2 separate regions of the Mus musculus genome follow, and region 2 is linked to region 1. Evidence: chromatin loops called from intact Hi-C (ENCODE). Cell type or tissue: heart. All regions are shown on one strand. Region 1 overlaps Gm32184 (a long non-coding RNA gene). Region 2 has its middle 14 kb from the start of Nedd9.

Region 1 (4,000 bases):
AATGACAGCAGTGGCCTCCACATGTCTCCCTGCTTCTGCCTGCCCCTCAGATCATTTCCACACAGCAGCCGTAGAGATGTGTGAGGGGTACAGATCCCACCGTGGCATGCTCACGCTTAGGACCACCCAGGTGCTTCCTTCCCAAAGGCACTTTGGATCAACTTTCCAGCCATTTGCCAGCCACTCATTGAGTTGGTCCCAATGCTATCTCTCCTCGTCTCTTTTCCCATCCAGTCTTATATTCCAGTCTTTCTGCTCCTCTGATGTGCCATGCAAGTCACACCTAGGGGACCTTACATATATTCCCTTTGTTACTTTGCCTCATAGATTCCCTTCCTAATTCTGGTTTTAATTCTGAGTTAGTGCCTGTCTCTTAGAACAGGCTTTCCAGATAACATTTGCTTCGGAGAAGCCCCTGCTCTTGCCTCCTGCTCCCACTTGACTTAGGTTACAGCTGCAGGCAGAGTTTGCTTTCTTCTGCCTGGAGATTCATTGCCTGCAACATGCATGAGTTCCAAGAGAGCAGAGGCTTGAGGCTGTGCTAACACCCCCATGGCTCTCACCTACCCCCAAATAGATCCTGCCCCTGTGGATAGTCAACAAACACTTGAAGGAATCAGTCACTTCCAGGGATCATAAAGCCACTTGTATCCCTTCATTTCTAGACATTCTATTTCTGGGGGAAGTGTCTATTACAGGGAGGAGCAGGTTTCCGTTTTAACTCAACAATTCAAAGAAGGGAGAGTCTGAGATATTGGCCAGAGATGTTTACTTTTAATCTTTAGCATTTAAGAATGCTGTCCCTCAGGGTGATGGTGGTGGGGCACTCCTTTAATCCTAGCACTTGGGAGGCAGAGGCAGGTGGATCTCTTTGAGTTGGAGGCTAGCCTTGTCTACCGAGTGAGTTCCAGGATAGTCAAAGGTACACAAAGAGACCCTGTCTCAAAACAAACAAACAAACAAACAAACAACAACAAAATCCAACTTGCTCCCCTCCCCCTCCAAAAGCATGCTGTTCCTTACTGGTGGCAAACATGAAAGATATGGCGCAGACATAAGCATTCAGTCTTTCCCTAAGCACACATCCTTAAGCTTTTTCTGTTTTCCTGGCTTTGAGTTTTACCTTATCTAAACTTAGAATTTAGTCATAACCATGGGTGTTACCATTTAGATGTAATTTTCAATTGTTGAAATTCTAGAAATGCTACAAAATTAGCATTTCATTTCAAACACATCAATTCCAAGACTATGTCATGCTAACCTTATTCTCAAGAATTACAAAGTAAAGATGTTGATATAAAATTCATTGCTACAAAGCCCTGGGGTATGAAATTGTATCTATAAAACAGTGAGGCAATGCTCTGAGCTCACAATCTCAAATGGACGCTAAGTCATTCTGTGGCACAGTATGTGATTAAAATAGCTTTGGTATCATTCAGAGGAAAATATAAAACAAAAGTCTCAACTAGCAGGTGTGGGGCTTCAAGCGGTAGCTCAGTAGTCGTAAATTCTAACTTGAGATCATGTCTGCAAAGGCTGTCAGGTGAAGACAGCTCAGTTACAGCCTCTAAGAAGGTAAAGAAATACTCCTAAAATATCTTAGAAAAAGATCAGTGAACGCCAGGTGTGGTGGCTCACGTGCATAATCCCAGCACTGAAGAGGCTGAGGCAGGAGAATTTCCATAAAGTCAAAACAATCTTGTTTACATAGTGAGTTCCAGACTAGCATGGGCTATATATACATAAGACCACTCCCTCACAAACATACATGCACACACACACACAGAGCTACATGTAAGCATTGCTGATCAAAATTAATAATACAGTGCAAATATTGTTTGATTGGAGAACAAGAAGCACAGGAGAAAAGGATGAGAGAAAGCAATTTGCTTAAGTACCTTGCCCGTGTCTAGTGCATCATTGTCTTGAGTAGCATAATTGAGAAAACAGTGGTTCTGATAAACCATGTATTCTGAATTTTCGTTCCTTGGACATGTTCAGCCACAAACGGCATTAGAACATTGTAAGAGCAAGCCGAGTTCACTGAGAGGCCACAGGACCAAGCGTAGGAGCAGAGGCAGCCAGCCGAGGGCCTTGAAGGACATCCTGGTACAGAGGGGGGCTAGAAGAATCTACCTGGGCCGTTTGGAAGCACTTGTCACACTGGGGTTAGAGAGCAAAGATGCACCGGGACTGGAAAGTCAGGCTCGGGTGTTAGATTTGGGGTTTAGAGACTGGCAAACTGTTTCTAAAAACGAACAAACAAACAAACAAACCCAGAAGCTTGCCGTCCGGTCTCATTATCCATGGAGGCCTCAGAGCTGTGAACTTTCCCCCAATTCGGAAACTTCTCTGGAAAATTCATTTCATGCCTGTCTCCTCCAGTAAAAGCCTCGACTAAACTGTTACAAAACAGGAGACTTGGCCCAGGGAACGAGACATTGCTTGAGACCCCAGAGCCAACTGGCATCCTCAGAATAGTGCCTCTGACCTCTTCCTTACCTGAAATCTTGGACCGTGGCCTTTGCTCAGCAGAGGGGATTTTTTTTTTTTTTTGATTGTTCCCATGCCAGGAGGCTGGGAAGCAGACACAACACATGTGTCACATTCTTTGACACTGAAAAAAATGGCTCTTAGGCTGAGGTGGGGCCGAAGGTACCCTGACTTCCAGACTCTTCTGTCACTAGCTTCTGGGACAGAAGGAGGTCTTGGGAGACTTGTTTGGTGTCTATCTAAGATCTCTGAAAACCTTCATTTTGCTCCTTTCTTTTATATAGGGCCAGGTCTCTATCAGCTACCAGGCTGCAGCCAGTGCTCATCAACCAACATGATAAAACACCCATCTCCTGCACAGTAGCTTTCTCTCCAAGAGTGTGTTTACAGTTCTGAGGCAGCTGGCTGTTCCCTTCCCCATTTCAAAACTTCTTCTCCCTCACGCTCTCAGAAGACAATCTGGTTCCTTCATCTTTTGATGTTTCTTATTAGGAGTTTACTGATGCTCCTATGGTGCTAAATCTTGAAATGTACAGATTAAAAAGACATCAACTCTACCCTGGATGACTTAGTGAAGGAGCATCCTTATTGTCAGTTTGGCTGGGTTTGGATTACTCAGGCCTGTCTCTGAGAACGTTGCCAGAGAGATGTAACTGACAAGAGAAGCCCCAGCCTGAACTTGTGGAGCACTGTCCCAGAGGCTGACGCCCTACCTGACACTAAAAGAAATTGAGCAGAGAGTTCAGCATTCATCTTTCTCTGCTTCCAGAATGTGGATACAATGCGAACAGCTACCTCACAGGCCTGCTGCCATGCCTCCTGCCACTGTGATAGGCTTTATTTTCAAACTGTGAGGGGGGGGGGGGGCACAGCCTCTCTTTCCCAAATTGCTTTTGTGTCAGGGAGGGATGGGAGGAAACAGATCCAGGATGCAGGCAGAGCAAGGTTTACAGGTAAATTCAGTGGAGATGTGGGCAGGGAAAAGCCAGGAGGCGCCATCGTTTCCACTTAGGAGATCCAGAAAAGCTCTGGACCACGAAGAACATTCAAACATCTTGTTTTAGAAGTGACAGGCAAGCAAGGTGACCCATACGGTTAGCTTGGTTTTTCAGAGTCTCTGAGGATGAGTTTCCTAAGTTCCCTCCCCATGACTGTGGAAATCATCTACTCTGATGAACACCTAGAAACAGTGCTTTTACCATGTCTACTAAGTAGCCTAGTTTAGTTGGAACATGCGATCCTCTGGATTGAGTGCCTGATCCAGTACTCTGGAACACACCCAGCTGTGTCTACATAGTCACAACAGCTTTCATTCTATCTCAGAAAAGGCTCCCTGTCTTACTCGCGAGCACAGCACGAGGACTCCCGAGGAGCCATATACCTCCTAAAAATGAAACTCTTTTTCCAAGGTTGAATGTGAGATGAAAGAATTAAACCAACAAACACACACACAAACAAAACAACAAAACAATGGCTAATTTGAGGAAGAAACTCTAGCAGGTTTCTT
Region 2 (4,000 bases), 180 kb after region 1:
TGGCCCAATCCTCAGAATGTCAGGGAGATCCAGGTACAAGAAGTTGGGCCTCCCAGGACAACAATGAGGCCTCAGCATCCCATCAAGGAAGTTACCAGAACAGAGGAGGTAGATCAAAGGAGTTCTGGCACCAGGAAAGTTCAGGGTCCTCTGTAGCCTGGCCATCAGCTTCAGGATAAACCTGGACTGAGGGCTGTGGTGAACCAAGGGCTCCTGTAGCTTCTGCAGTGCAGAACAGAAAGCTGCAGTGGTCATAAATAGGCTAACAGAAGAGAACTCCTGTGTTGTCCTGCCTGTTGTGCCAGAGAAGGAAGCGCAATGCCTGTTGCTATTTTCCTAGTGGCTGTCGGTAGAACAACAATTTCCTTATTAGACTATTTTTCTCAACCAGTTTAAAGATGTATGGGCAAGCTGGAAATGTAGCTAATGGAACATCATGCCAGGCTAGCTTCAGTGGAGTCCTTGCCGTGTGGGCTTGATCTGGGCCATCACCACCTTCAGCATTTGTGATGTAGAGTAATTAACTTCTATCTGATGAGTCTTAGTGGAAGTTGGGTAACCACTTAGCTACATCTGGCTCAGGGGCATCTCCTTGGTGCGTACAAAGGAGTCATGCTCTTGTCTCGGCTGAACCTCATTCCTCTTTTCTTTCTGAAAGCCCTCTAAAGCATTGCTCACACTGGCCGCAAAGTCTGCTTTCCTTCTCCGTATTTTATTGGTATGGTTGAGCTGTTTCACTTCATTTTCTTTGTCAAGTGTTAGCTAGATACATGTGTTCATGCATCTGACGTATATTTTTAAGTATACAGAAAGAAAAACACACACACAGCCAGTCTTACGTTTGTGTTTGGCTTTGAAACTGAGTTGAATGCAAAATTGCAGCTGTCTCTAAATAGAAATGAGATGAGTTGCCAAGGGCTTGGGGTACAGATGGGGAGTGGCCCAGACCAGTAAGCAGTCTCATTCCAAAGAAAAGAAAGTGTCCTGAAATTCTTTGATCCACCTTTGCAGACCCTGCAAGAATAACTGAATCATATACTATATAAAGGTGGATTTTATGCATGTGGATCATATCTCAATAAAATATAATTTACTATTGCCTGCATCAAACAGAGAATTGACTACCTTTTTGATCATCTATTGTACAAAGAACTTGCTGGCCACAAGGCACAGATGGGGTTAATGGTGGAACATAGTAGGTGGGTTGGGGCTGATCATAGCATTCATCGGCAAAGGCCGCATGAAATTTCAAGGGGCTGGAACTGGAGCTGAGGAGTCACAGAGGGCAGATGGACCTGATATGAAAGACAAGCATTCCAAAGAACAATCCAGGAGGAAAAATGAGGTCTTGGTGCTCTCTTTTGATTACTGTTTTAAATTTTCATGTCTTTTTACGTTGTTTCCAGGGACAGATGGAAAGAATGCTGTCTTTAATCTGTTCTATATTGTTGTCGCTGAATATCTGAAACCCAATGGTGTGTGTGTGTGTGTGTGTGTGTGTGTGTGTGTGTGTGTGTTAGGTTCAGTTCGGTTCTGAAAGTACAGGTGTCTATTCCTGCTCAGCTGAGGGGAGGCAGGTGTGAGCAGGGAGAAAAGGGGGCAGAAGTTCTGCAAAGGCTAGCCTAGCCCCCTTTCTCACTCCAGTGAGAGAAAATGAGTGCAGACCCTGGTGGTGCCCCTTACTAGCCCTGTCACCTTTGTCACTGTCACTCTGGGGACAGAGCCTCAACACGTGCTTTGATGGGACTAGGCCCATTCCAGCTGCCTTGTTTCCAAGTCACAAAGTCTCCCTGCAGACGATGTGTAAGCACACACAGCCTGAGCCCCAGCACTGAGGCAAACAGAGAGATTGTTGGGAAGGCAGCATCTTTTTATCCGCCATGCCTTTGGAGGTCATCACTGCAAAGAGCTGCCTGAACTCCGCTTGAGGAAAATGAAACCACTTTGTTTTAAAGAACTAGACTGAGCCAGGCTGAGGGGGAGTGTTTCCTGGGCAGCCATCTTGGTTTCTGTGGGTGTGAAGTGAAAACCCTTACTTCCTGCAGAAAACAGAAACCGAAGGAGCACACTGAGCCCAGTGACCTTTAAGAATGGCTTCTTCAGCTGGACCCTTGCAGGTCAGAAAGGCTTTGGCCAAACTGTGCTTCAGAGGCCTTGACTGTTCAGTGCAGTGTCTTGAGGTGGTTAACAAACAGCCGTGCTGAGTGATGTGGCTAAACTTAACGCTAGAAGAACTAAAAAGAAGCTCAGTCCTGCTGGGGAACAGAGCTCAGGGGTAGAGCACTGCTCAGCTTCTGCAAAGCCCAAAGTTCAAAGTACCTGAAAATGAATATGTGTTACGACATGTGTGAGTTTGTGTGTGTGTATGTGTATATATAATATACTTGTATGTATATTATAAATGCAAGTGAATATATGTGTCTATATTATATATGTGTATGTGTTATATGTGCATATACAATATATGTATATATTATAAATGCAAGTGAATATATATTATGTGTCTATATTATATGTTTGTGTGTGTATATATATGTAGGTCTGTGTGTGTGTGTGTGTGTGTGTGTGTGTGTGTGTGTATAAAATTTCTTTATTGAAAGGCTAAGGTTGTGGCTCAGTGGTTGAGTTGTCTAGCATACAGAAAGGCCAGAATTCAGTCCCTAGCATCACAAAATAGATAAATACATTTCATTCCTGGAGCCTGAGTGGAGTCTGCCTTTGCCTCTCTCTCTGGAACTGTAGGTCCCTGTGGAACAAGTCTTGGAGCATGGACATGCAAATAGCCTTGAGGTCCCATCAACCTGAGCCATGCTCTGCGCTGACTTCCTGAGCCACAGATGCCAACAGTACCTGTAAGATCTTCTGACGGTCATTCCATTTACCTCAATGCTCTGAGTGTATAGGAAGGAAGTCTGGGCTGGTGTATGCCTTTATCCTTTGGTGTTGATGTTATTATTTGGTCCACAGTGTAGCTTTGTGTAACACGTATCTAAATATCCACCCCTGCCCCACCCAAAGAGAGGAAAAAAATATATTATCTTCCCTGAAAAGAAGTGATTTCTCATAGTGAAAGTTTTTAAACATCCACTTTCCAGATGGATCACTTTGTTAAATGTGAAAAAAAAAAGGAAAATAAAGTTGAACCATGTGAAATGGTCTCTGAATTCTGCTGCTTACTAGACTATTTCATTCCATCTTACGGAATTTTATGATAAAATATCAGCAAGCTCATAAAGAAGGCTGTTTTAAGGTCCGTAATCTTTCTAACCATAACAAAAGGGGTGGTAACTATATTGTACAAGGCTGCGATGGAAAAATGTGCTAAAGTATTTCCATAAATCAAATGTAGCACTTTGGCATTAGCTAGAAAGCATTAAACTTTAGCAGATTAGAACCAGATGATTTTAAAATAGAAACTTACATAACTTGATGGTGTGATTTTTTTTTCCCTCTCCCCAGCACAAAGTTTATCTTCATGAAGTTACCTTGGCTGCTCTGTAATAGGTATTTAAGAAGTAAGGGCAGTGTCTGGGTATTATTCATCTTTGTGGCTCCCACGGTGCCTACTGTTATGTCGAGCAGTTGGGATTGGTGGAGGGGAGAAATATGAAATCTCAGAGGCTATTAACAAGGACAAAATAATCGGCAAGGAAATGTGATACTGATGGCTAAATGGCTTTGCAGGTGCACAAGCCGCTGCCCCCCAGAACCCAGCTGACACAGTGTCTTGCTTTCCCTTTCATTGTTAAAAGTTTCCTCTCCATAAACCAACAAATCTCTGTCACCATGTTCTAACGTGCTGTCACCCTGCAATTTCCTAATGCCTGACTCTCCTTTCTGTTTCAGCCACCTCAGTGGTCACTTCTCCCTCTCCTTATTACACAGTGTTAGGATCCTATACCTCCAGGCCAGGCCCAGGAGTCTAGCACAACACACTGACTGGGTGTCTTTGATTGTAAGACTTCTGTGGAAAGGACGCACAAAGTGCACATGAGTGGGG

Evidence for each region. A loop is a pair of places that touch in the nucleus more often than their neighbours do. Peaks named below come from ENCODE experiments on the same cell type or tissue, not always from the same donor. Only the 100,000 strongest peaks of a DNase experiment are listed, where the experiment ranks them.
Region 2: a loop joins it to region 1, with 2.3 times the contacts of the local background. A loop is called at or near these places in 1 of 42 quality-filtered maps.

The regions. Positions count from the first base shown.
Region 1 is chr13:41,553,065-41,557,064 of GRCm38, reverse strand. The region is part of intron 2 of Gm32184 (a long non-coding RNA gene); the gene reads left to right. Among named protein-coding and RNA genes, the nearest start is that of Tmem170b, 51 kb to the left of the region's middle. In heart, a CTCF peak has its summit at 3,477; a DNase peak (open chromatin) is centred at 2,444.
Region 2 is chr13:41,371,042-41,375,041 of GRCm38, reverse strand. It overlaps a transcript of Nedd9 not described here. Among named protein-coding and RNA genes, the nearest start is that of Nedd9, 14 kb to the right of the region's middle. In heart, no CTCF peak of the experiment used is centred here; a DNase peak (open chromatin) is centred at 1,981; H3K27ac peaks cover 307 bases.